2 separate regions of the Mus musculus genome follow, and region 2 is linked to region 1. The links are chromatin loops, found by intact Hi-C in ENCODE. Cell type or tissue: heart. All regions are shown on one strand. Each heading gives the region's core, and the rest is flanking DNA. Links, peaks and the distances in the headings are about the cores only. Region 1 holds the start of Gm36633 (predicted gene, 36633). Region 2 overlaps Mctp2 (multiple C2 domains, transmembrane 2).

Region 1 (16,339 bases), core at 3,130-11,129:
TGCCTTTCTATATAACCCTTATCCTTCTCCAGATCTAGGTATAAACAATGGCATGGTGACTGATCGAGAGGCTGGGTGCAGCCTTGGGCAGCTGTCTCCACAGGCTCTTGCCTGTGCTCCTAGGAGCTGAATATTGGGCTCTCTTTTCCAACATAGGATGTTGTGTGTAGTGATCCCATATCTCCAGACTACAGGCCTCCGTGTTTGGACCTAACAAGGAAGAATGCATATCGTCCCAACTCTAGGACTTTAAACAATATGAAACATCTAGATATGCTTTTGTAAGGTCTGACGTTGAAAGGGAGCAAATGGGCTCATATGAACCTTTTAAGGCAAAAACATATTTACATAAGAATACAGTTAAAATCTGGGACAGGGGTACAGGGTCACCTTGGACTGAGATGTAATGGATATGACTGAATCTTCATGAGAATCTAAGTTTTCCTACAATCTGTACAACTCAATGGCAACTTAACTCATACCATAAACTTCTTGTTCAAAACGATGAACTTAAAATCCAATATATAACATATTGTGCAGCTAATCTCTCTGTTTACTTGTCTCAGAGAGACAAAGATGACAGAGTCTACTCCTTTATTATATTGTCTGTCATCAATCAATATATGTGTATATAAATACGAATGAATGTGTGGAAGTTAATGTATCCAAGAATAAAATATCATTGGGGCCCATACGCCATTGCCAGCTTGAATCTCATTTCTGATACTTGTATCTGAATACACTTGTTCAGTGGTGAATCCCATGTGTTTATTTGTTTTATTTGTTCTGGTTTTTCGTATCTTGTGTACAAGGCCCTAAATGTTAAAGCAGCACCCTCTCCCTGTGCGGAAGGTTTAAGTGAAGTAGCTGAGACTATGCAGCTCGCAAGTGAGGGCTGACCCAGGCTGGGAGCTCAGGCCCAGGGAGCTGCAGCTCCAGTACTTGAGACTCAGTCAGTCTCTGAAACGTAAAGTAGGACTTGGCTTAGACTTGAAACCAAACAGCCAGGTTCCTGAACAAAAATGAAGCTTTATGTGGGCATTATGGGAAAAAATTAGCATGTCTTGAGAGTATGCTGAGATTTTAGATAATAAAACAAATGGCAGTCCCAGGAAATGTGCTCATAAATAGAGTTACTGGTTAGGGTATACTGCTTTGTCGCACGGGACTCTTAGGGGAATGGAAGGGACACACTGACATTCACAAGTTCTGAATTTCGAGGTTTGGGAATGGGAAAGGTGAAGTGAAACTGTGAAGGTCTTAGCCAACCCATGAAGGACAATGGGCCAATATAAGAACTCCATAGGTAACAGAACATGGTATAGAGAAGAAGAGGGGTAGATGGGAAAGCAATTTGGAGTACATCCACTTGCCCAGACAGGAAATCTCACCTGTGGGACTCGTCCAACTCCATGTATAAGAAGGGGGCTAGATTGTGGAAAGGAAGATTAAAAGAAAAGGGGTATGTTCTTTTTTTAATCAAATAACACAATATTAATGCATATGAATTTGGTTTAAAAATATCTAGGGGAGAGAAACCATTTAAAAACTGTGCTTTTTCAAATAACCCCCAAATTAATATTAGGAATAATGGAAATGTGCAAATAGTCTGAATTTTAGCATTAATGAAATTAAATGGGAATTTGATTATGCTGTGTTGCAGCAACACATAATGTTCTCAAGCAGAACCTCTGCAAATCTGTTAATTCTGCCGGTGATTAGATATGTGCATTTCAACACATCTTGCTGCCCTTTGAATCTAGCACAATCAAGATGTTAGAATGTAAGTTATTTTCTGGTTATTAGGATGCATTTCAATCTTCATCTTTAATCAACTGAAGATTCACAAGATGGCTTTGATAAGCCTGTGGGGTGTGTGTGTGTGTGTGTGTGTGTGTGTGTGTGTGTGTGTGTGTGTGTGTGTATGTGTGCCACAGGCTGATGAGCTGTCACCCTTGTCTCCTGGACTTCGGGACGTGCCCTCTGGTATCAGGTAATAATACGGAGTTTCATTAATTGAAAAGTAAGGCAAGTATTGGAAGGCTGCTTGCTTCTCTAAGTCCTTTGTTTGGGGAGGAGGAGGGTCAGTGGAGAGGGTGGGGTGGTTCCTTGTGCTTGGCCCCTCCAGTCAGAGTCTGCAAGACAAGGGGGAGTCATGAAGCCCAGGGCAGGCAGCCAGTTGGTAGATGATAACGATAGCTGCACTCTGACCTGCAACGCTAAACTGTGGTCTGCACAGCTCAGTCTGGGAAGCTGTGTTCCAGAGAGAGAGAGGGAGAGAGAGAGAGAGAGAGAGAGAGAGAGAGAGAGAGAGAGAGAGAGAGAGAGAGAGAGAAAGAGAGGCGCTAGTTAGCTGTCAGGACACCACGCCATGGACTTGAGGCCAGGAAGACACAGGAGGGCATGGTCTCGATGAGTTGCTCTTCTAGCCCTCCCTCCAGTGGCTGCTCCAGGCACTCCAATGTGAGGGATGTGGGGAGTTCTCAGTCACTAGGAACCCATAACATCTCTGGGCCTTCCAGTAAGACTGAAGGAGGCTGTGGAGTTATGGGGTGCTTCCCTTCAGATCTTCACCGTTTCAGACCAGAGAAGTACAGCTTCTCTCAGAGTACTGCTCTGAGAATAAATATGTATTCCAGAGCTTAAGTTGTACACAGAGAGGAAGAAATACAAAGATAGAACAAAATACACACACACACACACACACACAGAGAGAGAGAGAGAGAAACAGAGAGAGAGAGACAGAGACAGAGACAGAGAGAGACAGAGAGACAATGAGAGAGTGAGACAGAGACTGAGAGATTCAGAAAGGCGGTAAGAAAAAGAACAAGTTTTTTTTTTTCAGGGATCTGAGTCAATGGTGAGTTGCAGAGATAGGAAGAAAAGACAGTCTTTTTTTTTTTTTTTTTTTTTTTTTGCTAAATGCTGCTAGAATATGAATGGAGCCCAGAGCAAACTGAGAGCAAATGGGCCACACACAGAGATGAAAAGAGAGCAGGAGAGGAGATAGAAACTACAGGAAGGGAGAGACAAACACAAACACAGCTATGGATACAATCAGAGTCACAGAGCAAGACACACAGAGAGGGACAGAGACAGAGCTAGATGGAGCTAGATCCAGATCCAGAGACACAGAAACACACACTCAGAGAGGAAGACGTACAAAGACAGAGCAAGACACACACACACACACACACACACACACACAGAGAGACAGAGAGACAGAGACAGACACACACACACACACATATATACACACGCACACAGACAGACAGACAAACAGACACACACAAACACACATACAGAGAGAGAGAGAGAGAGAGAGAGAGAGAGAGAGAGAGAGAGAGAGAGAAACAGACTGAGAGAATCAGAAAGGCAGAAAGGAAAGGAACAAGATAACAAACTGATACCCCAAAGGAGACAGGAAGACCAAATAACACAGAACACACACACACACACACACACACACAGACACACACACACACTGACCACAGAGCTATTGTGGGTGAGACTGCTTGGACTACAAGGTATCTTGGAAGCATGGGCTCACACAGTTTAACTGCTGAGGTTGATGGAAGGAAATGCAGCAGTCTGAAGCCCTCCCCCATGCTCTCCTAGAGTCTCCTGTAAGGACTGGGTTCCTTAGAGAGCCTTGAGAGAGCTAACAAGGGGTAGCTGGGAACAGAGATGGCGGTGTCAGTGACTTTTTGGTTGAGCTGAATCCTTCACAAGTGCCTCCTTTCTGTCTTTCCATCTAGTCCCAATCTTTCTCCCCACAGCTGACTTTCCCTCGGCTGTCCTGTGAACACTGCTCTGCCAGAGTTTTCCTTCACTGGCTCTAAAGTTCTACATACCCGTCGGCTTACAATGGGGTTATTTCCCAGGAAACCTATTAAAAGTTGAACATGGCATAAGCTGAAACTCTTTTCTGGTCAGGCAGGCAATGTTCCAAAAAACAGAGCCTGCCATCTCAGAGTGACACAGGGTACTGATACTTAATTCAGGGTTACCTGGCTGTTTGAGAACTGAGCCCACCCCATACTATGAGAGAAGGTTGCTAACCAAGAAACAGATCAAAATTCAAAGAGTGTTCTCCACTAAATAGACATCACTTTTGCATTAAAAAGGGAACAAGTAGTAGGTGCAAAGATTGCAAGACTTTGTGTTTTTGGAGACCCCTGCTATGTGCTAAGCCTTCCTAGGCAGAGCAAGTCAGGGCTTTTCCCTGCTTTAAAGCTGTGCTCTCTGGGGTCCTCAGCCTCATACAACATCAACAGCAGAGTTTTAAGAGATGGATGGTGGAGGCAGGTTTGTTAAAGGGAAGATGTCAGGGTGGTCAAGGAAGGGGATTCATATGGTATTAGCAGGCCTGGGCACTGAAGAATCCACCTTCCACTTACAAGCCGCTTGGCCAATACATTATTATATTCACCTCCCAAATGGTCACAATACTTGCACTGTACACCATGACCTAGTTCACATTTTAACTATCAGTAGTGCCAAGTACTGCAAGGCAGACATTGTATTCTTCTACCCTTCCCCTCAACTGACACCCAGCTACTAGAGAGGAAAATAGGTAAACTCAGCCATAGGTCAAAAGCATTTGCTTGTGGCTTGTTGAGAAGACAAGCGAAGACTCTGATGACTGATCCCCTCTTTTGGGGCATCCTGATACCTGTTTTGTGGATCAAATGCCCACACACTTCAAAGAACCCTGTGTCCTCTACCAGCGTTTGTAGGAAAGTTCCTTCTCTGTGAGATGCAGCTGAATTACGTGGAGAACAAGCCCTAGGAAATTGCAGTTCTGTGCCTAACCAAAGATACTACTACAAGAGCCACTGGGCTGCCTGCCTCCGGTGGGACATGCCAACAATGGCTCATATGTGACAGAGAAAGAGGCACTGTAAGCAAAAGGAACCCTTCCCTTCCTGGAGATATTGTCTTGCTCAAGATCCTGTCCCTTTCACTTAAGATCTGTTTAAACTTGGACATGAATGTCTTGGCTCGGCCTTGACACAGCTCATGTTCGACCTTTATCTGAAACGTGGGAAATCCCAGTTCAGTAGGTGGTGCTGTGTACCTTCCAGTCAGCCTCACACTGCACCCTGGCCTTGAACTAGGGCAGCCTCAGGGATGTAGAGATCACTTGTTATATTAAAGGAGACTTTAAATGTCACCACAACATCAAAGGACATGTGCTATTCTACTTAGAAGGTTTTTAGGTACACGCAGAGCCAAATAGGCTTTTTTTTCCATGCTCTTTTGGAACGAGTTATTTATATTACATAGGCATTATTTATGTGTTTGCTTATTCAGACCACAACTAAGGAAGCATCTGGATTTCTTTCTGATCTTCAGTTGCAAGGCATCAAGACAATATGTATATACACAATAAAATCTGATGTCTGCTACCTACAGTTTTCACTCTGCATTAATAAAGCATGTTAGTTAAGTACCGACCACACATTGGATGCTTGGCATTTGGGATGCATTATTGCCATAATCTTTTCAGAATTTTGTCAATTTTTTTGGCTGGGAAACAGAGGTTTTGAAATATTAAATGACTTACTGAATGTTGCGCTGCTCCACAGTGACTAAGCGGACTTTGAAACCAATGTGTTGACAGTAAGCTGAATTTCCTTTCTATTGCAATGAACTAGGGCCAGGGTTAGACAGTGGAACTGCTGATATATATAAAAAAAAATAAGGACTCATTCACTCTCACTGTGATAAGATATAAGAAGAGATGGGGCACCATGTAATTATTACAAGCAGAGAGTCCCAGAGCCTCTCTTACTGTCTCTGGACCCCATTGCTATGCTATGCTTAAATAGTTGTCTGACCATTCAACACTTCCTTTGTCTATTTGTATCTCAGTGTCTCAGTCTGTGACGTGAAGACAACAACAGCCAACAAACAATTTACAGAGATATTGTAGGAAGCAGCATCTACGGAGTGCGTGGAGTCCTCTTCAGCCGCACATAGGTTGGCATCAGAAATTTCTATTCCTGTACTAAAGCCATCACACAGAAAAGCTGTATGTGAGAAATCTCTTCCACGGGTACAGGTATAGGATAGGAAAGAGTCCAGACAGAAGAAGATTGCTGTCAACTCAAGTGACCCAGGCCTTTGTGGGACTAAAAGATTTTGACAACTAGAGGTCATAATTTCGATGGCCACATTTTTTACTTTCATTTTACATTACCTGGTCTGCTGACTCCTTTAGATTTCATCTTCCTTAACTCTTGCAAGAAGTTAATGACAGTTTTCTTACCAGTTTTACTTCATCCAGCTTTCTTTCTGCCTAAGATCCTTCCTTCCTTCCTTCCTTCCTTCCTTCCTTCCTTCCTTCCTTCCTTCCTTCCTTCCTTTCCTTCCTTCCTTCCTTCTTTCCTTCCTTCTTTCTTTCCTTCCTCCCTTCCTTCCTCCTTCCTTCCTTCCTTCCTCTCTTTCTTTCATTCTTTCTTCCTTCGATATTTATATTCGTTGATATTTTCTTGCTAATAAGTGTTAAAACAGGGATCATTCTCGAACAAAGCCTCTTATCCTCAAATATGCTTTCATAAGTCTTGAACTGAAACATCACTTACAAGAGGGCTTGAGGTGAAGGTGCCCTTTTGTTCCTCTCCACACTCTTGTTCAGAGCATAATGAGAAGACCACTGGGTACATGATGGTTAACGTTTGAGACAGGTAGGGCAAAGACCAGAAAGATGAGGGGGCCAGAACTTCATGGCGGGTGTGTCATTAAGCACAAGTTCGAACCTTTGGATGTGGGCTGATTCTGAATTAGGAACAACTGGGGATTTCCAGTTTGAAGGTCTTGTTGTTTGTTCTTGTTTTTGTGATATATTTACATGATACTTGAAAAGGAAGGTGGACTGACCTATAGCTTAGTCAGACTATATTTGAGAAATAGACTGTTTAGGTTCAAATCCCCCTAGGTTTCATTGTTGAAATTATAGAGTTATTTGGTTCTGTCTTAAAACAAAGCTGTTTGAGATTTGAGATGATGAAGAAAGGTGCCAGAGAAATGGGAAATGTTGACATGCCAATTGGTTGTCTTCAGCTCTCCATCTCCCCTCCTTCACTAATTCAGATGCATGTACCACCCAGGAACACATTTGGAAACTGTTGCCAGTCATTCATTCATGGTAGCATACCTTAGGGCTTTTTTATAGAGCCCAAAGAAAATTGTACTCTGAGTGTAGACTTTATGTTCAACTCAAGATCTTCTCATTATCCAGAAAGATCCACCTACAATACTTTTCCTTGAATACTTAGCTGCCTTCCCTCCTTCCTTCCCAATCATCCTGCAAAATACAGCAGAATGTACGGGCTTTCTGCTCCCCCCCCCCTTTTTTTTAATTTTTAAATCATTCTCAGTATTACCAGATTACAGGAGCTGGTCTGGTAAATGGCAGCAAACAGGGCTCCACTCCTCTTCCCTTTCAGCAAGTAAGTAGGAGAGGAGGGCTCTTAGTAACTGCCTTTGTGGTTTGTTTATTGTTTTAATGAGCCTTGGCAGTGTAATCACAGCACCATTATGACCTGGCCACGCCACAAGGAGAGGAAGTTCCCGGAATCCTCCTCCTCCTAACTCATCTTTTCATGTTGCTGGAAGCCTGTGCCTCTGGCCAGCATGCTCCACAAGCTTCCGGAGTTCAACGGGTCTTTGTTCTTATCAGTGATGCCCTCCTATCCCCTATCCCTCCCTCTTCTCTTCCTTCTTCCTCTAGACTTTGAGGCTTCAAGTATCAAGCTGAGATGGGGGCGTGGTGGTGGGGGAGAGGGAGGAGCAGAGTGAATAACATTTCTTAAGCCGGAACTATCCAGGAAAGGAACGCTGGCCAGGAAAGGGCGGGTGGCAGGCCGCTGGGATAACAGCCTCCCACGGCTTTTTTCCTCCTGCCTTTGTCAGTTGTAGATAGAAACTGATACATTTCACATGGTTTTCTCTGGAGACCACAGTTATTAAGAAAGTGCCAATAGTATATTTAACTGGACTAGCATAGAGTGGGGAAGTGTGTGTGTGTGTGTGTGTGTGTGTGTGTGTGTGTGTGTGTGTGTGTGTTGGTGAAACTGTGCTGTGGGGTTTTGTGCACTTTGGGAGAAATTTATCCTTTGAATTAGAAGAATGAGGCAGCCAGCCAGACTGTTCCCGAATAGAGATGAAAATTTAAGAGTGACAGGCTTGCCATCCTGTCTGCTGCACTACCAGGACATCACACATGAACACAGCACTATTTGATGTCACCCAGAGGTTCTGGTTTGATTGGGCAGCTCAGTGGAGTCCCAAATAAAATGGACTTTGCCATTCTATGAACTTGAACATAAATTGTAATCTCAACATTCTCTAGTAGTGTTGCATATAGGACTCATTTTCTTCTGGCAGAAAAGAGGGGGATAATAACAATAATTTTGTGCTGATTTAAAAAAGGTAATGTAGGTAGAATACCTGTCACTCACATTGGAAATAAAGAGACCCTCTCTCAAAGCAGGTAGAGAGGCAAGGGCCAACTTTGGTTATTGCTCTCTAACCTTCACATCCTCTATTAGGCATGCATGCGACCTCATACCCACAAACCTGCACATACACAAATGCAACACACACACACACACACACACACACACACACACACACACACACACACACACCACATGTAGAATACCCAGTACATAGTATTTTAGGAGCTTTATCAATATCAGCTATATCTCTGATTCTCTTCCATCTTTCTCCTTTCCTCCTTAATCTTCCTTGAACTCAAATAAGTCTAGAAACTATGGAGAATAAGTCTGCTTCTGAGCCTTACCATGAAGAAGTCCCAGCCCAATGGGATTCAGCACAGAGTTGAAACTAATGTGTCAAAGCTCCTCCTACATTATCAAGAAGAGGAGCCAGATGCACACTAGTGGTTGATTCTTTGATCATTTCTCAATCCCCAGAGTTGCACTCAAACTCAGTTTCCTTCCATGAAACAGTGGGTGAGTCTTCAGGGGTCAGCCAGCCAGTTATTTCTTCATAATCTTGAGAGTTAGAAAGCAAAAAAGAAACCCGTGTCACTAATCACAAAGGAATCCTTTTGTCTGTATTCTCTCAGTAGAATTTTTTAGAAGGAAATACAGAAGGATTGCTTTAAAATAAACAGATTAAAAATTAAATGGAGAGGAAATTTTGTTCATTTTCTTTTGGTAAATATTTCTTATGCACCCCTCATGCTTCAGGTATGGGTATTGTAATAGGACAGCAAATCAACCAGAGACCCTTTTCCCATGTCAATGGTGACTCAATAATATCCAGAAACTTCTTTGGAACTTCCTCCTGAAATTCCCCTACAGTTTTGGCTGGCACTGGGACAATTTGATTAAAATGATGTGACCCTGCGTCAGTTTTCTAGGACTTCGGTAACAAAATCCCACTGACCAGGGGACTTACTGCAAATAGGTCATCTTCTCATTCCAAGATACGATCCAAGTGTTTCTTCTTCATCATGAGGACTGTGTGTCATCATCTTTTCGATGTCTCCCCAGTGGGTTTAGTATCATTCCAATTTCCATCTCTGGATGAGTGTGGTATCTTCTCATATAGCCTTGTAATGTCCTCAAGGTCTTCACCTCTCTGTTAGTGTCTACTGCCGGTCTATACAGCAACACCAGTCGTACTGGATTTTAGTCCACCCTGCAGCTATATCTGAACTTGACTTTCTTTACTAAGACTCCAGTTCAAATCCAGTGATATTCTAAGTGTTGATCTTTGAGGTCCCAGTGAAGTTTAGAAAACAAGATTCATTTCACAGCTATTAATGTTTGTTTAGTCCCAAATCTAAACAGATCAGACTTCTACTTTTCTTGGGACAGGGGCATTTAGAAACAAGCCACCATTGTGAGGAAAAATTGGTATTTTGGAGAGGCCATTTGGCAAGGAACTGCAGTGACACTCTCTTAACCAATAGACCTGACTTCCTTTCTCAGAGGCCACGTGACTACCATGTGAGTGCTCCATCTTGCAAATGGACCTTGAATGCTTCCCAGTGGAGTTGACTGAACTCATTTCTATAGAGCAGATATGTGCTGTTACTGACGATTCCAACCCAAACTGCATTGTTATAAGCAAAGGTACCTACTGTTTTAAGCTACCTAGGCATGGGCAACCTTAACAATATCCCTGAGGGCAGTCACAAAGCAAGTAGTTTCCTTTGAAAAGTGTGAGAAGGGAGAATCCCCAGGTCTTAGGAAGCAATGAACAGGACGTCCAGAATGCTGCTTTTCCAGGCTGTTTCCTTACTGAGTAAATGTCATCCTGATGGCTCAATCCATGATGCTTTACCAGTTTGACACTCCAAGCAAAGGTATTTATCTTTGCCTAGCTGACTCTGAAACAGGCCGCTCCTTTGAAAACACCTTCATTCTCTTTGCATGTGCACTTCCCTTTTCGGAAGCAGGAAGGGTGGGGACCATGTAAGTGGGTGATGACAGCACCTATCCAAAGTGAACTCCATTTACCTTCAGCTCCTTCATAATGGCACAGAAAATGGAGCATACAAATATTCCATGGAAGGCTAAGTGCTCTGTACTAAGTGTGGAGGAAGCAATGAAGCGAGGGACCCCATGTGTTCAAGAGGGGCTTCACGGGCCAACAGTGTTCCTTTGCCTTGTCTCCTCTCAGTACTGTTCAACTAAAGCTATTGGATGCAACACTATCGATAAAACAAGTAATGTTAAAGGGGAGTTGCACAGGAGGCAAGCAAGGTGGTCTCTTCTGATAGGGTTCCCTTTTAAAACAGGTAATGTAGAGAGCAGCAAACTCATACCAGTATTAGAACAAGACTGTCTTGTCTACAAATAAACCAAAAGAGATTGTTTACATTCTGAGTAAGTGCCGAAGAATGGGTTGAAATGGACAGAGTTAACATCTAGGCACCTTTATTGCTCAGTAGCAACTTTATAGTGTTGGGTGGTGATGTCAGGTGTGCTTGGTTCAAGGTTACCGAGTACAAGGTTGGGGCACCTTATGAGTTTTGAACCTTGTGTTCTTGGTTTGTCACAACTGATATTACTTTACATATGCCAGCCACTGTTGTGGGCATGGAGGACACTATGCAAAAATTCTGTTAATGTGGCACATTGATTCAGGAAAGAAAGAGCCACCAGAAACAAATCATGCAACACAATTTTGAATTAGAATAAGGCGATGAAGTACCAGGTTAAAGCTGTCAACCCTTTCATTCGAAGACCTTTTGTTCAAAACCTGATATTTCTTTCTGACTTACAGAATAAGGTCCAAATGTCTTTTCATGGCATTTAAGATCCTGCACAGTCTAGTTCCTATTATATTTCCCAAATTATATTTCTTTCTGCTTTCCTCATTCTGCAGTCTTGTACGCTTTGGTCTTACATGGGGTTGGGGAGAACAGCTCTGGAGTCTGAGTGCTCAAGTTCATATCTGTGTCATTTCAGCCATTAGCTATATGTACAACCTTGGGAAAGTTACCGAATCCCTCAAGGTCTCAGCACGGACTTCTTCAGTAGCTGGCTAGAATCCCACTGCCTTTAACCCAAATGACTAAAATTGAGGTAAGATTATGGATGTGGGACAACAGAATCCATAGGAAAACAAGCTCTATAGGTTACTTGCTGGTGTTATTACACTTTATATGTGAATGGATGTTTTATAGACACACACATACACAATTTGATACTGGCTCTATTTTAATTTCGAGTACAATTGTTTTCATGCCATGTAGGAAGACTCAGTCGATGTCTGTATTATAGGTACAGTTGATAGATGCTGAATAAAGTGTACTCAACCTGCTGGCATGCCTTGCAGAGGATGGAGAAGACCCAGAACAGGAAGAAATGCTGTTTCAGGGTGCCCCAAAGAGGTAATTAGGATGCTGTCAGTTGAAAGTGGTGAAGAAGTGCACTCTAGGTTAAAGAACTGCATTTGGGAGCCCTATCAAGGGACACCATGTGTGCCAGTTGGCAGTGGGAGAATTCAGAGGCAGAGAGATGTGTAGATTGCCATGCTTGCAGCCTGGGCAGGAGCTGTTCCCAGCCCCCTGGAAACCATGGTGAGCCTTTTATTATTTAAATTTCATTCCAGTAGGGGCAGGAAAAAGGACAAAATACTGAAAATAAAAGTTAATTAAAAAATAAAATCAAGCGAAATGTGTCTCCGAGGCCACCTCTGTTACAGAGGCCACCTGTCATTAAGCATTCTCATGTCTATAAACCTGAGATTGGAAGCCAATTGACACTTCTGTTGTTTAATTTTTAATGCCTCCTGTCTGGTCTCTGCCTCAGCTATTGTACATGAAGGCTATCCTGTGGATATATTCCTGGGACAGAGCAATGAGAATCTTGAGTCGGCTAGCACCCACAGAGGAAGCCTACAGCTAGTTACAACTCCCAGCTCTCTGGGGAACTGCTTCTCGCAATGGTACAGATGGGTCCCTTCACAGTTGATGAGTTTGTGCCAGAGGGAGAAAGGATGTATCCAGAAGAAAAGGGATCTAAAGGACAGATCTTCATCAGCAGGGCCTCTGCTTATCCATGTTCTTCAGCTCTCTATTTGCAAGGCTTCATCATTCAATATAAATGTGTTGGACATCTGCGATGTGCCACACATCCCTTTAAGTATGCAGTCTAAAGTCATGATATCACATTAAAACACTTTTCGTCCGCCCCAGGCACTGTCATAAGAGAAAGAAGAAAATAAATAATTTAGTAATTGGATGATAGGCCAGCTTAAACAGTAGTACTATAAATGTAGATATAGGTATCTATCTATCTATATCTGTTTCTATCTCTAACTCTACCTATATCTACACAGATCTATCTATATCTATATCATCTATATCTATATCTATCTATGTATATATCTATATATCCATATAATGGTAGCATGGTGCCCTGGGAAAGACAAAGATTTTTCTGATGGTTAAACAGTAAGTTGAATGGTGGAAAAAATTCAGGACTACCCAAATCACAGAGTGTGGTGCTTCTGGAGGGGAGTTGGGAGCTGTCAGTAGGTGGGAAGGCCCTGGGCTAGACAAAAGCATGGCTTCTTTGAGAAACAGAGATGACACTATGTTTCCATGTGTGAATACATGTATGTGATAGATAGTCAGAAAAGACTTTAGAGCTTGGGGAATGGAGCAAGCTTCAGCCCACAGATTAGATCTCAGACCATGGATCAGAGCATGTACTATGATACCAGTCTCATTCTGGCAAAAACAAAGGAAATGTGGGAGGTTGTGAGGTTAAATGCAGTGAAGGAATTGACCTCTAGGCACTCCCCAGAAGAAGCCTATGTGACTCCTGACTCCATTAAAGACCTAGAGAATGGAACTTTCCTGCTGCCACTGTTTTCCTTCCTTTTGCTCTTTCCCTTCATAAAACACCCTGTAATCTCTGTCATGTTCACTCTGTCTATATCTCTAGCTTCGATACTAAATTCTAACCTCCTCACTCAAACTCATCCACTGAAAATTTAAGATATCCAGGGTGTGTCCTCTGTTAAACCAACTCAACATAGATGAGCAAAAATTTTACACAAAAATGCTGTCAGCATGAGGCTACCCACATGCCTGCTGGCCTGAAAACCAGTATTTCACCTTTTTTGTCTCTCTATATATATAGGGAATCCTACCTCCCCAGCTCTCAACCCTGAAACGGGTCTTCAGAGCCCTTGGATACCACTTTTATCCATGTTTAGGTAACCTTCTTCATCACCCTAGCTAGCTAGGTACAGGAAGAATTCTTTCTTCTTGTAGAAGGAGACCCAGGCCTGGCATAGGGTCATCCTACAAAGGATGCAGCAAGGCAAAGAACATGCTAATGTAGGATAGCTCCATGCAAATATCTGAGCAGGACTGGAAGTTGGACAAATAATTTCTAGTCATTCTTCTCTCCTTCCAGCTTTGGACAGCTGTGGACTGCATAATGTTCTAGTTTCCTTAAGTTTGCCTCTCTCAGACCCACCCACCCACAATAATAACCCATATTCTTTCTTCTCTTGCATTGTGAACAAAGTTAAAACTATTGGAGGGGTAAAGAAATAAACAAAATCAAGAGTACATTTATGAAGTGAGGCCAGCAAAATGTACTGTGTTGTAGCTTCTATCTTGAGAGTCATAAATAGCAGCTAGTGTGTAGAATCTCATTTGGGGGAGGGGGGAGCTTTAATTTTGTTGTCCTAGAATGTTGATAATGTAGAAATGAACCCAAGGCTACATCAGTGAGGGAAGCAATTTCAAAGGGGACCAGAAGGAGATTAATGGACCTTCTTGTGCCTGCCCTAATTAAGACATTTGTTAGTATGTTTTAATAGCTTTAAAGTACCTTGCACTCTCAGAATTTGGTATACAGGCTGTTTTTATGTGCAGAGAAAGGAAGCTTTCTGTTCCAAATTACACAGTGTAACATTTTTAGGGCAGGTGTGATCTTTTGTCTTCTTAATTTTCTGTGCTTGTAATGCCATCTCTTTGAGCAGTGTTGTAACTGGGACCCAGGGGGATTTCTGGTGTCTACTCAGATTAGATGAGCGGTGAAGTAAGGAGAGGACTCTCAAGGAGAGCTCATTGGCTGTCACATAATGAGCTTTTGATAGTTTAGGGGTGATCCTTGGTCGAGAATCCTCAAGGCCTCTCAGAAGCTTGTGGACTGACTCTGAGTTTGGCAGAATCAGTCATACTACACATATCTTCTCATTTACTTCTCAAATTTCATCTCCCCCATAGGCATGATCATCATCCTGGAGGGATTTCTAGTTTTTCTTTTAAATCTCTCATTTCCTTGTAGTTGTATTTTCTTCCTCTCTTCAACTGTTTCAAGTATTGGGGCCACTATTTCCATGGTCATGGTAACACAACGCAACTTACCACCCTGCAGGCAATGCATGACCTAATTGCAGCTGATGGAATCTCCGGTGCCAGAAGATCTCCCCATTAGACCCACATGGATCCTTGACCTATAGAAATGAATGCTATTTTTTAAATCTACTGTGTTTTAGGGTAATTTGAAGTAATTAATCACTTGCATTTGAGACTGTAAAGTCTATAGGATGAGAGGTAGGGTTATGTCCCTGCTCTAAAGTGGTAAGGATCATACCAGCACAGGAGGGACTGCAGCTGTCTAACATCTGAGAGTCTTGCTATTCTTATACATAATGTAAAGCTCAGATCTCAATCCACTTTGACTCTGGATGAAGAATTGTCTTGAGTTTAAGAACAGTCAAACTTGCCTAGAGTTTATGAAAACCTGGTAATTGAGAATTCTAAAGAACTTCACTTTTTCCCATTACTACTTTTTTTACTGTACATCTCTCATACAGTACATCCCAACCACAGATTTCCCTCTCCCTACTCCTTCCCTCTCCCCCAGATCCACCCTCACTCCATTTTCTCTTCAGGAAGTAGCAGGCCTCTAAGAGACTACCACCAAACAGGATGAAACAAGATATAATAAGGCAAAAGTTTTTCTACTGAGGCTGGCTCAAGCAACCCAATAGGCGGAAGAAAATCTTGAGAGCAGGCAAAAGAGTCAGAGGCACCCCTGCTTCCACTGTTAGGAGTCCCACAAAAGCACCAACAGCCACAGTATACATGCATAGGACCTGCTACAACCCATGCAGGCTCTGATTGCTGCAAGGACTCCATCTGAAGAGATTGCTTTATGCTCTATCATAAGCCTGTTAGCTTATTGAAAACAGAGGACCCAGAAGAGGACTAAAGATGACATAAGTGGTACTCAGGCCAAATGACTACTGTGAAGGAAAAAGTTTCACAAGAAACAGCCAGATATGAGCTTTCATATCAGACTTTGTAAGAACAAAACTAAACTATTTTCTTTTTTGCGTTTGGTCCTTGAGTTACTGGTGGTGCTTTCTATACAACTAACGTAAAAATGGAGCAAAAACAGTATTTTTCTCTATTTTTATTTGTTCTACACTTCTAATATTTTAGTAACAGTTTGCATTTGTCCCATGAAATAATTTCCTTAATGCTATTTTACTTGGAGTAACATTTATTTATTTTCTGTCATTTATTTGTTGCCAAAAAATGGGCTTATATATTTTTTATTAGATATTTTCTTTATTTACATTTCAAATGTTATCCCCTTTCCTAGTTTCCCCTCCAAAAATCCCCTATCCTCTTCCCCCTCCCCATGCTGCTGCTCCCCAACCCACTCACTCCTGCTTCCTGGCCCAAGCATTTCCCCATACTGGGGCACAGAACCATCACAGGACCAAGGACCTCTCCTCTCATTGATGACTGACTAGGCCATGCTCTACTACATATGAAAGTATAGCCATGAGTCCCTCTGTGTATTCTCTTTGA
Region 2 (16,339 bases), core at 5,610-13,609, 210 kb before region 1:
CATTTCATATTTCATTAATTTGAATATTGTCTCTGTGCCCTCTGGTTAGTCTGGCTAAGGGTTTATCCATCTTGTTGATTTCCTCAAAGAACCGGCTCAAAGTACCAAATTGCTTTAGTGAGTCAAATTGAACAGAAAAATTTCAGATATTGCCATCTTAATATCTGAAAAAAAAAAAAAAAAGAGACGTCTCACCTAATCAGCAAAACTAGAAAGGATACTAAGTACTCATCAAAGAAAATACCCACCAAGAGTGTGTTGTAATTATAAGCATTCATACACAAAGCACAGGGCACACACATCCATAAAATAAACAATATAACTGATATTCCATATTGACTCATATTATTTTCTAATAATAAAATATAGACTTTTATTACCTTCTAATAACCCCAAATGAAAATAACTCTGTTGTCTCAGCTCAATGAAATGTATTTTGGAACAAACTTGACTCACCTGATGCAAGCACAGCCCATCAGGTCAAAGCAATCTATAACCAGAAATATGGTCTCCCTGCTGCCTTATGGAGATGCAGTGTTTGGTGGGGCATAGGTATGTGCTGTGAGGAGCTATCTTCCTAAAAGCTTCACTTAATTAGCTTCATGGGACATTTTAAATAATTACTTTAAATAATAATAATTTTTTTAAATAATTACTTGTATCAAATAAATACCATACACATGTCTATTTGCATCTTCAATGAAGTTGTTTTCTGTGCAGTGGGTTTGCATGAGGTAGGAGACATGGGCAATTATAGGTTTTTCATTTGTTTGTTTCTTTGTTTTAAGGTTAAGATTGGATTTTGGACAGTAAAGTAAAATAATAACAAAATTTTAGATTGCATTAACAAATTTATGATCAATAAAGAAATTAGAAGTGGAATGATTCCTGAATTTGGTTTTGGGTGTAGCTTTGGTCCATAAATCAACATGTGCAGACTTGGAGTACAGGATGGATGAAAGGGAGAAAGGAATACATCACTTGGGTGCTTATGGGATATAGACAAGACTTAAATTGCCATGTAGGTGACAGAAGTAATTCTTATATGGACATGTATATGAGGGAGCAGTATATGAGCACATGAGTTCAAGTGCCCACAGGTGCCAAAGGTGTAGGTACTTAGAGCTAATTGGAGTTGTGGTCCACCTGACTTGATTTCTGCTACCCAAACTTAGGTTTTCTGGAAGAACAATCATTAAACATTTAATTGTTATTACGTACTTCTCCAAGTATACATAGTAATTGAAACAAGGTGAAATATGGTGAAAAGTCAATTAGCTCTGCTCTGCTCTGCCCTAGCATTAGGGCACTGGTATCATTTTAAAGTTTTCACAAGCCCTATGTATCACATATTATGAATGGTATTGGGTCAAGTCTGTCAAGCACTGGGTCAAGTCCGTCAGACTGAGAGCGTTAAAGTGCCTGGTGTGGTTCTCCCAATGTCCTAAGACAAAAACATGGTGAATATTAGGCTGTGTGTCATGTGCTCAGAATGCTATCTATATCTTGCATGCATTGAATTTTTCTATTTAAGTCCCTTATATTAAGTCAAAATCTTAGTTTCTTCTGCTTTGAGACATCTAAAATAGTGATGTAAAGCAGGAAAGTATAGTGTATGGACACAAATAAGACACATACTGTAAATATAATACATAATAAATGTTTTAAGAGTTCAAAGCAGGATGAATTATCACTCTGATTATAAGAAATATGGCCCTGTGTGTGGAAGATTGCACATTTTATTTCAGAGAGGAAATATTTTTAAAATACAAGATTAGAATAAAAATATATATCACCTATCCAGCTTTAAATATTTTTTAAAAAACCATGGATTAGGGCTATAACTTAGCAGGAATTTGATGTTCTGTCATGCCTGGCACTGAAAAATTAAACAGAACATAAAAACTCCAAATGTAAACAGACTAAAAGTAATTCTGCATTGCTTCATGAGGCTTCAATTCTGTAAGGTCTGTTGAAAGTGAGCACTTCATGTGATGCTTTAGAGCATAAAATTCCTAAGCAGGAACACCTGTGATCTTCTTTATATCTATCAGCATATTAACAGATGACTTTTAGACACATTCAAGGTGTAATTCTCAAATTTTAAACAATAAAAAAAAATCAGTTGATATGTGTATATCCAAGCATAAAACTGGAAAACATAGTATTTCAATACCTGCTTAGCATGTTCAAATACTTATGCCTTGGTTTGGGTTACCTCAGTAGAGTCCTAAGAGGCAGACATTTTAGTGTGGTCACAGTGCTGAAATATCCTTTTTATATGCTATCAGAGGAGAAACAAAGAAATATCAAACAACCTGGCTATGAAAGAAAAAAATTTTTTGATTTAGTCAATGCACATTGCAAGGCTGCAATTAGAGGATGCTTAAAACTTCCAACAACACTACAGAAAACTATGCACATGGCCAAAAGCATAGTTGTACCTTGATAGGTTTAGTAACTGTACATAAAGTTTGAAATTCAAGTAAACAACTCAATAAAAAGGAATATATACAATTAAGAAAACTAGAAAACAATTGATAAAGAGAAGCAATGTCCATGAAATAGGTTGAGCAGCGTAGTGCGGTGGCAGAGTACTAGCCTAGCAAGTGGGACACTGTGAGTTCTCTGCCAGCCCTGAGGCAAAAGGAAACAGCACAAAATGAGAAAGAAGGTATTCCAACAGTGGAGCAGTAGACAGGATAAGACCGAGACTAGTATACCCCTCTAAAAATATTAGTAGAACTGACAAACCACTTCTAGGGTTAAAGAAAAAATGTAGGTAGAATGAGACACAATAAGCAAGATGCAATTATGAATATCAGCCCCAGTTCTCAGCGAGAGACCAAGAGAGCAGGCAGAACTATAGAAGCAGATGAGAGATGACCCAAGGGCTATGCAGATATTTACTCTTCCCAAAGGAACTATAAGGCAGCCCAACACTTGGAAGAAAGAATATGCAACAAAAGACCAAAGAAAGTTATCTTTAAAAGTCTAATTAAAGGGATTTGGATATCAGATAGTGAATATGATGACAGTGAAAATTATCAGTTATAACTTTTCAAATGATTCTAACCTTTTCTCTCTGCATTCTCTTCTCTGGCCATCAAGAAAATAACATGTTGATTGTGTTTCAAAAATCCCAAGGGGCTGAGTACTTCTGATACTATTTTAATGCATTATGAGCATAAAAACTGAAAAAATGTATTATAGTATTACTTTTAATTATAGTAAATCATAGCAAGAAGAAAGATTTGTGAAAAAGAAAAGCATGTTTCTTGTGTATGAGAAGGGCTCATTCCATTAGCAAAGGTTCTGTGTAATTGGTAGCAATGATGTATTGAAAGTGAGTTGTTCCCAGCAGTATCACGAGATGTGGAAGGGATACTTGGAAAGACTCTACTCTCACTCCTGATTATGGATAAAGTAGTCCAGTCCTTTATCAATCTATTAGTTGGGGTTTTTTTTTTTGGCACCTTGACCAAAATATATTTCATAGACAAGAAATACTTATTTTGGCTGCTGGTTCAGAAGTTTCAGTCCATGGTCTCATAGCCCCATGCACTCTTAAATGATGATATGATGGTAGTATACAAGCAATATAAAATTTATGGAAGAAAACATTATGTACATCTTAACTAAGAAATCGTATTTTTAAAAGGGGGTTATCTCATAATTTCAGATATCTGTAAACATAAATAGTTGGTAAATAACAGAATATAAGACATCAATGAGATACATAAGAAAGCAATATCAATAGCTATATTCATTTAAAACGTAAAAACACCAACAACTATAACATAAAACGAACAGAAGTTTATGTCTAAGTCTATAGAACATTATTGAAGAATAGAATACAAATTAGAGATCATATAACATTAAATAAATGTGTAACATGGCATTACTGTGTATAGGATAAAAGATTTGTTAAGAGAACTATAAACAGCTGCTTAGGGAGTTAGGGTAAAATATTCCACTAAGCAAAAACGTAATTTCAAGATAATAAACAGTGGACATTTAAAAGAATGCAAGTTTTTTTTTTTTGATTCCTCTCAATGACCAAAAGAACTGTTTGATAAGATTATATTGCTGAAGATCCTACATACTTTACTTGCAAGATACACTAAGTAGGAACAGAGCTGGAAGCTTTCTACCTGCTTCCAAGCTTTCATTTTCATGCAATGTGCAGTCTGCTGAAGACTGATGATGTCATACAGTGCTGAACCCACGGACTACAATACTAATCTACCAAGCAAGGTGTATCCACTGGTGCAGTAGGGGCATGACTGTTATAGTGGGAACCAACTATATTCTGATGGTACTTAAGGCCCACTTCATAGCTCATAATCCCATAGCTGGGGAAATTTTAGGCCCTCATGGTGATTTTACTACTGTTTATCAGAATTGACATGGTACTAAAATGCCTTCTAGATTTACTTATGCCAAGAGAAAACTGGTAGGCCCAACCTTAATAAGAGAAACTTATCTGAATATAGAGATGATGGCTGATTAGTGTTCTAAGAATAAGGGATCTCTGTGTATAGACCTATATAGGCCATTTGTACCACTTCCATTAAAGCTGATTGAATATTGTAGAAGAGGGGTTCGGAAAAAAATCTAAGAGCCTGAAAATAGGGAGAAGGAAAGTCAAATGCTCTCTTTCTAGAAGTAATATAGACAATGTAGCCATAATTTCACAGCAGCTGCAGTGGTCTGCAAATGGCGCAAGACTAGATCCTGTAAATAGTTAATTAGGAATCTGGAAGGGACCCATGTATTCCTACCCCTCTTTGCTAACTATGGGATATCAGTGGATTCTGAGAAGGGTATTAATTGTGTTCAGGTGTGTATCCACTGTCAAGCCTACCACTCTTCAATGAATAATTCCAATCCTCTGGTCAAACATGTGATGCTTATTAAACTCAGTGAGTCTAAAAACCAAAAGGCCTGGCTGTGGGGCAGGGACTTAGTCCTCAGTGAGCAAATGGAAAATGAGTAGTAAGAGACAAAATCCCTCAGATCCTCAGATATCAGTCTATGTAGCCAAAACACCAATTGCTATGGTAAATTCAAAGAGAAAAGATAGAATGGATAAAAAGCAAAATTATAGCCTATGAACACAAGTTTCCAGGCAGCCTGGATTGTCTTTAATTACTGAGTCTAAGGCACGTCAACTAGGCAGAAAAGTTAACCCAGAAAAGAAACCCCCAGCACAGAGATGCCTTATCTAGTAATGGTCTTGGTGGTTAAAAATGTAGAACAAACTGATATATCGGGGGCTGACCCACTGGCTTCTCATGTAACTTGGCTCAGTTTTTACTAGTGACTTGACTTCTTGCTCTTTGATTATTATTTGCTGACATGAAGATAATTCTTACATGTATGTTGAGAGGATAAGTGAACTGGTAAATGCGAAGCAATTAGCCCTTGCACACTGTGACCAGTCATCATCTTCCCTTACCTTGTGTTACAATATAAATGCTCCAATTAGTTTAAGCAACAGAATTAACAAACCCGACTAAGGATTTTCATCATCAAACGGAAAAAAAAAGGGGATGCCTTAAAATGCTGTTGGAAAGTTATTTGGATTAAAATGATTCAGAATGCCACATACATGCATCTTGTACATTTGTAGTCTGGGTATCTATTTTAAAGAAGAACCCTGGGCTCCCAGAGATAAAGTAATTATGTACAGTCATACAGACACAGAATATCAGAATTGGGAACTGAGTCTAAATTTGTCTGATTTCATAAAGTAGATACCAGGCCCCAGCTTATTTCTCTAAGCTAAAGTGACCTGGGCTGGAAATTACAGGGAAAAAGGCCCTGAAGGATTTCAGGAGACCGACTTGATAAGACTTGTTGAAACCCAAAATTATTCACCCCTCAAGAATCAGCAATTCTATCACGGGGATGTCTTCAGGAGTGAATGGTACACACAGCTATGTGTCAACAACTCAACACAGCCTACAACTGCTTATGACTGGGGTGAATTTAAAGAACCATGACACAATTCATCAAATATACTCAAGAAGGGTATACTTGTAACCAGGTTGTGGCCTGTAATCCTAGATACTCTGAAGGCTGAGGCAGGAGAATGGCAAAATCTAAGCCCTCTGTGAGCTATAGGATGAACTCAACACCAAGCTAAATAACTTAGTTTAAAAAAAAATGGAAAGGAGAAAATAGCAGGTGGACCATAGCTCAGTGGGAGCATACTTGCTCAGGCTGTCTGAGGCTCTGGTGTTACCAGTATATTCACACACATACCTTTGTATATATATATATATATACAAATATAATCTCTGTACATATGGATTAAGTCCAAAAGAGATGATATTAAACATATGCCATCTATTTAATAATTCCTATGAATTCCCCACTGTGACTGGCTGTTGTTCATGTATTTTCCCTCTGAGATAATGTAGCCTTATTATTTACAATTTAAGAATTAAGAAACAAGAACAGAGGAGCTAAGTATTTTAAACAATCCTCTCCAATCTAACCTTGTAGTCAAATTAAAATATGAACTCAGTTTATCTACCTCTAGGGTCTTCCTCAGACATTGCCTGTCCTATTTCAATTTTTAAGTGAAAGTTTTTTTATATAAAGAAATTATAAATAAAAAATACATCATACCAAAATTATCCAAATGTAAAAATACATTTGATAGTGTAAGTGTAAAATCCAAGATAGATCTCAGAATAGATATTCTGTTTGGAAAGTCATTGAGATGTATGTAAAACTCTAGTTTTACAAGAGACAGAAATAATTATTTATATTACAAGTTATAGATGCATTTGTCCAAAGATATTAATTCCATATTTCCCTTATGAGTGTTATTTTTTATAATTTTTCCCATAACATTTAGAATCATTTGTATGGTTTGTGTGGAAATAGCTCATATTTTAGGGAGAATGGCTGAGAAGCCATGAGCACACCAGGCTTTGTGTCCTTTTTCAAGTTCAGATCTCAGTTTGCCTTCTGGCACAGGACTAGCTGCCATGGAGAGAAGTGAGATGTGGTGTGAGGGCCAAGGAAATGGTTCTCGGTAGCTCCCTGGTAGCTGTTCTCTCTGCTGGGCTAAGCATAGACTCCCATGCTAATCCCTCATGCTATTTGTAACTCACACCACTGGACCCACGCCTGATTCCAAGCTGCATGCAGAATGTGAAGTGCTATATGTGTATTAACTGTCCTCTTGCCAAGCTGTGTGTCTCTCCTTGTCATATTTATTGGGGAGCCATTTAGCATGTACCTCAGCTGGGTTCAGCTGCTGTACCATGATGAAGTCAAAGTCTCAGTCTGTCTGTCTGTCTGTCTGCCTCTCTCTCTCTCTCTCTCTCTCTCTCTCTCTCTTGTCACATGGAATGGAGAATAGTATTTGATACAGGAAGATAGCCTTTATCCAAATATTCTGCCTTTTCTAATTAGAAGGTCAAATAGTGATGGAATCAATACGATTTTTTTTTTTTTTTACACTCAGGATTTTGATCTTAAATGCATGTCTTTCTTCCTTAAGCTCTCCTTCGTATTGACCCTGATTAACTTTGGTAAAACATCACATCAAAGAGTTTTATGGTGAATCACAATAAAGATAATTGGTTGTTTGGAGAAAATGCAATTGGGAAAGTTTTTTTCTTTGTCCTCCTAGCTGAAGTATATTACATTCAGGCTATGACTTTAGGCTTTAAGAGTCACTCATAGAGCATTCATGTGACTCAGAAAACTTATCAACTTTTAAAATGTTTCTCATATTTACTGTGCTTAAGAGTAAGCAGAGGTAATAATCTTTCATGAAGAAAAATGTTAGTTTAAGAATTATGGTATATATTAAAAATTCTATTAACATGATAATTTGTAAGTTAATTTGTTTGCAGTTTCATACACACACACACACACACACACACACATATCTGTATACTTCAAACACTTATCTGCTCTTATCTCCCGCCACCTTTTATCCTATCTTCCTTCCTCTGCACAAATCCGTCTTTCACATTCACGTCTGCCCATGTGACTGTGGCCCACCAAGATGAAGCAGCACCATCTGTGTGATTGTCTTTAGAGCTCTTCCTTGGGGCCCTGTGGGCTCAGCAGAGGGTATACAACTAAAGGAAGTGACTTCCTCTCTCTGCAATCTGTGCAGAGTCAGAGTTCAGAGGTGAAAGGAGGGGACTCCAATGCCCCCCGTCCCTTCATAGGGACAGCTACAGGCTGGCCTTGTAACATAAATTTTCATAGTAATTTTTCTTTGATCCCAAATCTCAAATTATTACTTAGTAACAGACTTCCTGGAGCTTTTAAACTGTTTGGAGAATTACCAAAGAGTTACCTTTTACAGTGCTCCAGATGGATGACATGTAACTCACAGGACAGAAAGTAATGGAAGGCAGGTAGGAAAGCTCATTTCTTTCTCATCATGAAAGGTGCTATTCTAAACTATGGGGAAATTTGTTCCTAATAATTCCAGAAGTATTATTCCCAATTATAGAATATATATTCCTAATTAGATTACATATCTTTTATATTACCCTGTGAGGATGTCTTAAATTATGGTCTAATATTTTCCTTCTTACCTACACAGTTGAATATAAAGATTATATAATAAATCTGTTCCAATATTTTATCTTACAGAACTGAAGTTTAATATATTAGCTGGCTTTCCTCCCCCTTCTCCCCCCCCAGGCCCCCGAGAACCTTAGTTTGGTGGAAATGTAGTCTTAGCAGGTGTAAGCACAGAAGACTCTCCAAATCAGCAAAAATCTCCTTTTGTTGTGAATTTACAATGATTGTTTCTTCTGGGTGAGCTGAGAGTGGTTTCCAGCTCTAGCTTCGGCTATCTTGATAGTAGAGACAGATTCTCACCTCTAAATGTTCTTTTGGCTGTGTTTTAAGTTTCCTATTGTATAAAAATTGTTAAATTTTAGTATTAAAAATAATCTTCAGAATTGTCACTATAAATCCTGAGTGTGGCCTTACATATGCAGTGTGCTTGCTTAGCATTCATGGAGTGCTATCGTGCGGGAGCTGGGCAGATGCACCTAGCTTTTCCCACCAAATCTTCATCCTCTGTTCAAGGGTTGGCAGTTCAGTTTCATAATAGACCTGGAAAGTATTTTCCAGAACATTCTCTTTTGTTTTAGTCTCAGTATTTATGGTGATGGCACTCTAGCTGCTTTTCATTTTGAACACTATAACCCCATAAAAAGGGGCATATGTAACATAATGCCATGAAATTACATTGGTAGCTACAAAATAAGCTTATAAACTTCATGTATTTTTTTAACATTTATTTTATTATCTTTAATCTTTTATTTTTTTACAGTCCAGTCATTATTCCATTCCCAGTCAACCCTCCGACAGCTCCTCATCCCATTTCTTGTCCACCAGTCTCCAAGAGGATGCCCCCCCCACACACACAAACCATCTCCACCCCCCCCCCCCCCCCACTGCCAGGCCTTCCCACTCCCTGGGGCCTCAAGTCTCTCAAGGGTTAGATGCATCTTCTCTCACTGAGGCCAGACCAGACAGTCCTCTGCTGCATATGTGTTGTGGGGTCTCATATCAGCTAGTGTATGCTGTCTGGTTGGTGGCTTAGTGTCTGAGAGATCTTGGAGGTCCAGGTCAGCTGAGACTGCTGGTCTTCCTATGGGGTTGCCCTCCTCCTCAGCTTCTTCCAGTCTTTCCTTAATTCAAACCACAGGCGTCTCCGACTTCAGTCCATTGGTTGGGTGTAAGTGTCTACATCTGCCTTGGTCAGCTGCTTGTTGGGCCTCAAAATCTAAATACTTTTTTAAGTCTATTTTTTATGAATATAAAGCTTCAGAAAAAATAAATAAAAGAAGAGTTAGATGTGTACCAATATCCTATTTAATTCCTGATCCAGGAGAGGGATTGTGATATTTATATATGTTCAAGAGGAATAGAGGTTTTTAATTTTATAATCTTCAAACATTTAATATTTGTGTATTCCAATTAAATTTTCTATTAAAGTAGTAAATGTTACATTGTATCTTTGTTTTTGATGCTATCTTCAATGTTCCTACATGGATTCTGAATTTCGCTGACACAATGGTAGGGACATTGAGTAACAGGAAATGGTCATTTACCAAATTAAAAAAAAATCCTTCTACGAAATAATTTTATATGGACACTTCTTGTTCTTTTGTTGACCTTCCCTCGCCCTTAAGAAATCATGGAAATTTTAAGCTAACATTACAAGAACTGAGGACAGAAACAAATTGAAGTTGGAAGTACTTCAGCTTGGCAAATTGACATGCTGTTTTTGTCTTTATGTCTTTCAACTTTAACACCCACAATTTATTAAGTGAGACTCCGTGCCAGAGCGGAAGCCGAGGATCCTGTTTGGACACCGTTGAGGAAGGAAGCCGGGACTTTATGGGGCACCCCCTTCCTCTCAGCCGCTGACCAGGAAAGCCATCTTTCCGTATGAAAGCTATTCAATCTGAGAGGTGGGGTGCTTTGGGAAGGAAGATGACCTCTCCCTTGTAAAGTGGAATTGCTGTTTCCCCACCGTGACTTACTCAACGCATTTCCACCAGTGTTTATAAGACCACTTGTGTGAATGATTGTGGTGACAGCAATAGTCATTTAAAATATGGCTCAGATTCCTGGCCTTCCAATTTCCCAAGTTATTTGAATTATTAAGCACTAGAGTCACAATAGAATGTTGGACAAGCTCAGGCTGTGCTGAGGCTCTTTTAGAGTAGAGTGTGTTTTCTAAATGCCACAAGTGCCATCAGCCTGTCCACCACTACTGCTCTGTACAAAAAGCATGGCTGCCCTCAATCTGAAGACAGAACAAGGATTTCTTTAGATAGCGCCCTTTCAAGGAAGCCAAGGGCTTTCTGAGCTGCCATAGGAAGGGTTTGCTTAGATATCAAACAGTCCGGGAATGGCAGGTCGCTAGCATAGTACATGGAAGTGCTGGGACATGCAGGACGGAGGTCAGAGTGACTTGGTACTGTCAAAGTTGTGTAGGTAATGTTGTGTCACTTGATTTATTTGGGACCTTGACCTTAACCTCAGCTAAGATTTGATTTAATTAATTTGAGTTGTTTCAGGGCCAGAGAATCACTGATAGCTATATAATAAAAATTAGTTGCTTTAGTCATTTCCTTATGATTCTTCAATCTTCTTTGGGAATAATTTTATACTTAAAGGAAAAGTGTGAAGAAAAGAGAGTTCTCTATTTTCTTCCCATGCTAGCATCTTACATTACTGTGTTGCATTTGCCAGCACTAGAATGTCACCAATAGTAGTATGTTATGAGTAAGTAAACTTGGGTCCTCATTTGGATTTTAGCTGGTCCTTCATTAATATAATTTTTTCTCTTCCAGGAACTAGTTCATGGTACTAAATATATTTAATTATCCTAGTCTTTTCTGATTCATAACAGTATTATACTCTGTCATTTTTCCCCATAACTTGACAATTTTTAGAATTATTGGCAACAAATTTTGGAGAAAGTTCATCATATTTGAATATGTGGAAAAGTTTGGTCACCAGAATGGGGAGGGGTCCTGTTATCATATCATAATCTGTACCACTAGGTTTCTTTCAACATACTACTTTAAGCTGATGGTTGTTACTTTATCTTCTTATCAATTATAATCTCATTCTAAATTAAAAGTTGATTAATCTTTTAGTTAGTGCCTGAGTAATATTTTCTTCACCTGTAACCATATGGTGGTAAAAAAAAATGAGATCACTATAAAAACTGGAAATAAATTACCAAGTCATGTCAGAAGATATAAAATGAGTTGTAAAATCCATTTTTGCAGAGGCAAAAAAAAAAAATTAAATACCTTTCCAACTTTGTCAAAGTTAGTTGTTTTGGTTTTGCTATTGAAAACACACAGATCATAGCACTAATATATACTTTGCTTTTTATTCCTCGCAGATTAGAGATGGACAACCAAACTGTTATGTGTTGAAGAATAAAGACTTAGAGCAAGCTTTTAAAGGGCTTATTTACTTAGAGTTGGACCTCATATATAATCCGGTAAGTGCCCTCCCGGTGTGCCTCCCAGCTTCTCAGTACCTGAAACACATGGTGCTCAGCCTGTTCAGACTCAGATCAGTGTCAAAGATTTCAGGATTGAAGCTTGAGAATGGGTGGGGTGACTGTGTTTAAAACTCAGTCGTAAAATCCATGCTGAATGTTCCAGTTTTCAAACAGTTGAGCCAGCAGGATTGATGAGGCTTAAATTCACAATAGTCGAAAAGTCAAGGGAATAATTAAAAATAAAGGAAAGTCTTTGCATATCTATAGGTTCATAAATACTTTGTATATCTAAATGTCATCTACAGATTACATAAAGAGATGATACATTATATAAAAATGTAATCCACTCTAGAAACATAAAATTTATGTCACATATAATCTACATATAATATATAGTATATCTGTTTATTCTATGATAGGCAAGCTCTGCAGTCTCTAAAACAATGTATGTCATAGCTTTCATCTCTCTCTCTCTCTCTCTCTTTCTCTCTCTCTCTCTCTCTCTATATATATATATACACACACACATACACACACACACACACACATATATATATTTAATTGTCACTAGTGCTGAAATTGGGGTCAAGTCATCAATATGAGTGTGTGTTCTTCCCAGTTTCTTCCTCTTCTGCTCAAATGGACCATCTGTCCAGTCTGCAGGAGAGGTGACCTCTCCCAATCTACTACTTTCCTCTGGGAAGCACTTGTGTATAGATTATATGGAGATTATGCTATTTAGCCAAGGCATAAGTGCTGTCTCAGGTGGAAAACATGTTTGTTCACGGACACAGTGGAAGTACATTTGTCTTTCATTTTTTGAAGGTTTCCCTTTCTCTGCTGGTTTGAACACGTCAGTAAATTCCCCTGGGGCTTAGTTTTCTCCTTGTAAAGGAGCTACCGTGGCCCATTTGTGTGCTCTCTCAGGTCACTGGAGGTAATGGGATTGTCTGTGGAAATGTTTTAATGGACTGAGAACTGCCCTTCCTCTTTGAGGTACAAATGTCTAAAGTTTAGTTCAAAAATGAGAGAGGACATTTTCATCATTTAGATTAGCATGAAAATGTAGGAAGCTCTGTGTTGGTCCTGGTTTAAATACTTCTGTGGATATAGCCAAGTGGTGACAAGACCATCCATGGTCTAGCTTGGCTTATCAGGGACTGTATGGCCCCGAGACTCAGGAAACTGCCCAAGAAAGACTGGACCTACCACTTTCTGGCTCATGGCCTTTACCTGTGAGTTATAAGGTACGATTTTCTGGGATCTTTTCTCAGATACTCAGAGAGAGAATGAAGTCTATGCATGCTGCCCTTGTAACAACCATGTTTTTCTAGGTCAAAGCAAGTATCAGGACCTTCACTCCAAGAGAAAAACGCTTTGTGGAAGACAGCCGCAAGCTGTCCAAAAAGGTAGGTGGCGCCCACCAACTGCCCTCTGAGTACCTTTATTAGCCAGCGTCCAAGTACTTCTTAGTCATTGCTGGCTTTTATTTTATTTTTCCTCTTCTCTCTCACTCCCTTCTCATCTGGACTACTCATCTTTGCACTTCTTTCTCTTGTCTTTTCTCTCAAAAATGGGCCAGGTCAATGAGGAGTGGCATATTCCATATTCTTGGGAGGAAGGAGGGGGTGTGAGCTCTGCAGTGCGCTGAGGAGTTCTTTAAAAGAGACACCCTCAATGCCTTTGTCCCTTTCACTGGTGGCATTTCTCTTTCTCCCCTTCACAGATGAGGACAAGTGCTTTCTGCTCGTTCACTGGATGAAGGGATTTCCCAGTGGTCTAAGGAAGCTCCTAGCCTCAGATTCCCCTAGGGCTGAGGTTACTCTCTGGGTTTAAATTTAGGGTGTGCTTGCATCTTACCCCATATGGAATTAGCTGTCTTTCTTTCTGCTCATTGTCTGGAATTCTTCTCTTATCAGTTTAACAAAAAGTAAAGATCCAGAACTAGGGGGAGGATCTTCACATTAAAACTGAGTGGGGTTGGGGTAGGGGTGAACTATAAACCAAAAAACCCCATGACCTCTGCATTTCTTTCTTCTGAGCCCCTCCCTGTCCTCTTTAGATACAGGCCAGGATTTCAGCCAGTACCCATTGTTCCTCTTCGGTTGTGTAACAAAGAACAAAGTGTCCCCCCTCTAAAAATGTTTATTACTTCCACAGCTTCCTCTGGGGTGAGCAGCTGTGCATGACACAAAGCAGTTAAATATAAAGCCATCTTCTCTTCCTCTTGTTTCCCATGAACTTCTGGGCACCTTGCTGGGGAAGGGACTTAGCAGGCTTTTGGAGGAAAGTATCAACATGTTTTGGTTTTGGTACCACAGTCATTTGAGTGCAATAGTCATTGTGTGTAATCCGAGTCTATGTCCTCATTTTTATTATTATTATTATTTTTGTCTTTTGCTCTGTTTACTTGAAAGTTAAAACCTAAGTGGAGGTAGGCAGGGTGACTGCTTTGCAAGCAAATCAAAATACTGTGCCTCCCAGTGGGAGAAAAGACATTTCCTTTACAAAACAATGTTACCACTGGGGTGGCTTTGGCTCTGAGAATAGAGGGGAGATCTGGGACTAAACTCCCTGGGTGTGTCAGGACCCTCCTCCAGTGCTGCACAACACTGGGTACCCTAGGTTACAAAGTTGAAATTTTTACTTTTGAAACAAATATTTAAAACCATCTATTGTAGGATAGATAGGCAGTTCTCTAAAGACAAGAATTCTAATAACCACCTGTAAGGTTAAAGACAATGCCAGTACTACTTTGGGAGAAAGGTTGAAAAGTGTGTTGAAGATGATAGAGCTGGGAAATGGGGAGGGGGAATCTGGATTCCACTTCTACAACTATACTTTTTGGACTAACATAGCGATGATGCTAGGCCTGTCCTACTGGTGGTCTTTCCATCTGCGTCCATACTAAATAATAACTTGGCACTCATTGCAATTCTGTCTCTGTTTTATTCTTTTTTTGCGCTCTCTCTCTCTCTCTCTCTCTCTCTCTCTCTCTCTCTCTCTCTCTCTCTGCCACACCATGTACACACACACATATGTATGTGCTCTCCCATGCATGTGCATGCACACAGTATTCACACATACCAAATGCTAGGTTGCTGCAGTTCTTGTTTGACAGTTGAATTCTGTATTGTACACTACTAAAGCAAGCTTCTTTTTTTCTTTTACAAAATGAGCCTTAACACAGGTTGGATATGCTTGTCTCCTATGGATGACAATAGGAATATATATATATATATGGTACTGTACATAATATAATTTGAACAACTACAGCAGCTGATCTTAGGGAATATCCAGAGCATGTAAATCTAACTGTCTGTTTTTCCATCTTTTTATAAAAACAGATATTATCAAGAGATGTAGACCGTGTAAAAAGACTCACTTTGGCAATATGGAACACAGTACAGTTCTTCAAAAGCTGCTTCCAATGGGAGTCTACATTAAGGAGTACAATAGCATTTGTGGTAAGATTTTTCTTTTTAATGTTCAAATTATTTTCTGTTTATTTACATACATTCATCTCTCTATAATGTAACATATGAGGTTAGCCTTTCAAAGACTGACTCTGAGTAAAGGTGACCCATAAGAATTCTTTTAAATTATTCAAAAGCTATCCATATAATATTTCTCGCTGAGCTTAAAAGAGCCAGTCTCTATATGTTTCTGTGGTGCTATTGAAGCATATTTATATAGTCTTTACCTGGCCATTAATATTTTTCAAAATGGCAGCTGGAAACAGTATGACTAAATTTCAACTGAGTGGTTCTACTTTAGTTTGTCAGCCAATCATTAAAAAATTCAATATTAAAAATATGTATACACATGAAGCTTTAGATACAATAGATCATGGCAAATTTAAATGGGGCTCAACACCATACTTGAGAAATACTTGTCAGAACATTGTTGCATTCTCATGAGCATAATAATATCATAGTGTCAAAGAGCTGCAAGAGATTGTTGAGTCTATCGCTGAGAGTCCATGAGTCCTTGAAGAACATCCTCATTTGCACCATAGCATTGCTTGGCTTCTCTGGCGTCTTTGCTCTCATTTGTAAAGGGACTGGTCCTTAAGCAGACTGATAATGTCTGCTATGGGGGAGATTAACATTCCAGATTCCTTTTATGTGTTTTGTATCTGGTATTAATGGTGAATTTCTATACAGTTTCTATACAGTTATATAAAAGATTGCAATATAGTTCTAGACTATATATATCATGATCCATGGCAAGTCAGATTTTCCTGTTTCATGTTGACAGTACATCCTCAATATTTTCTTTTGCATTGCATTTTCAACCTTAATTTAC

The links. A loop is a pair of places that touch in the nucleus more often than their neighbours do. Peaks named below come from ENCODE experiments on the same cell type or tissue, not always from the same donor. Only the 100,000 strongest peaks of a DNase experiment are listed, where the experiment ranks them.
Region 2: a loop joins it to region 1, with 6 times the contacts of the local background. A loop is called at or near these places in 5 of 42 quality-filtered maps.

Annotation. Positions count from the first base shown.
Region 1 is chr7:71,952,309-71,968,647 of GRCm38, reverse strand. It overlaps Gm36633 (predicted gene, 36633), which reads left to right and starts at 6,630. Exons shown (of 5, transcript NR_126483.1): 1 at 6,630-6,692; 2 at 9,972-10,115; 3 at 11,457-11,573; 4 at 11,772-11,881. 1700011C11Rik (RIKEN cDNA 1700011C11 gene) reads right to left here and starts at 7,473. Exons shown (of 3, transcript NR_126462.1): 1 at 7,392-7,473. In heart, for the core only: a CTCF peak has its summit at 5,066 (motif pointing right); DNase peaks (open chromatin) are centred at 5,007 and 7,807; H3K4me3 peaks cover 694 bases; H3K27ac peaks cover 1,319 bases.
Region 2 is chr7:72,160,299-72,176,637 of GRCm38, reverse strand. Mctp2 (multiple C2 domains, transmembrane 2) reads left to right here. Exons shown (of 23, transcript NM_001024703.1): 15 at 11,927-12,028; 16 at 13,366-13,440; 17 at 15,379-15,498. Among named protein-coding and RNA genes, the nearest start is that of Gm36696, 58 kb to the right of the region's middle. In heart, for the core only: no CTCF peak of the experiment used is centred there; a DNase peak (open chromatin) is centred at 10,387.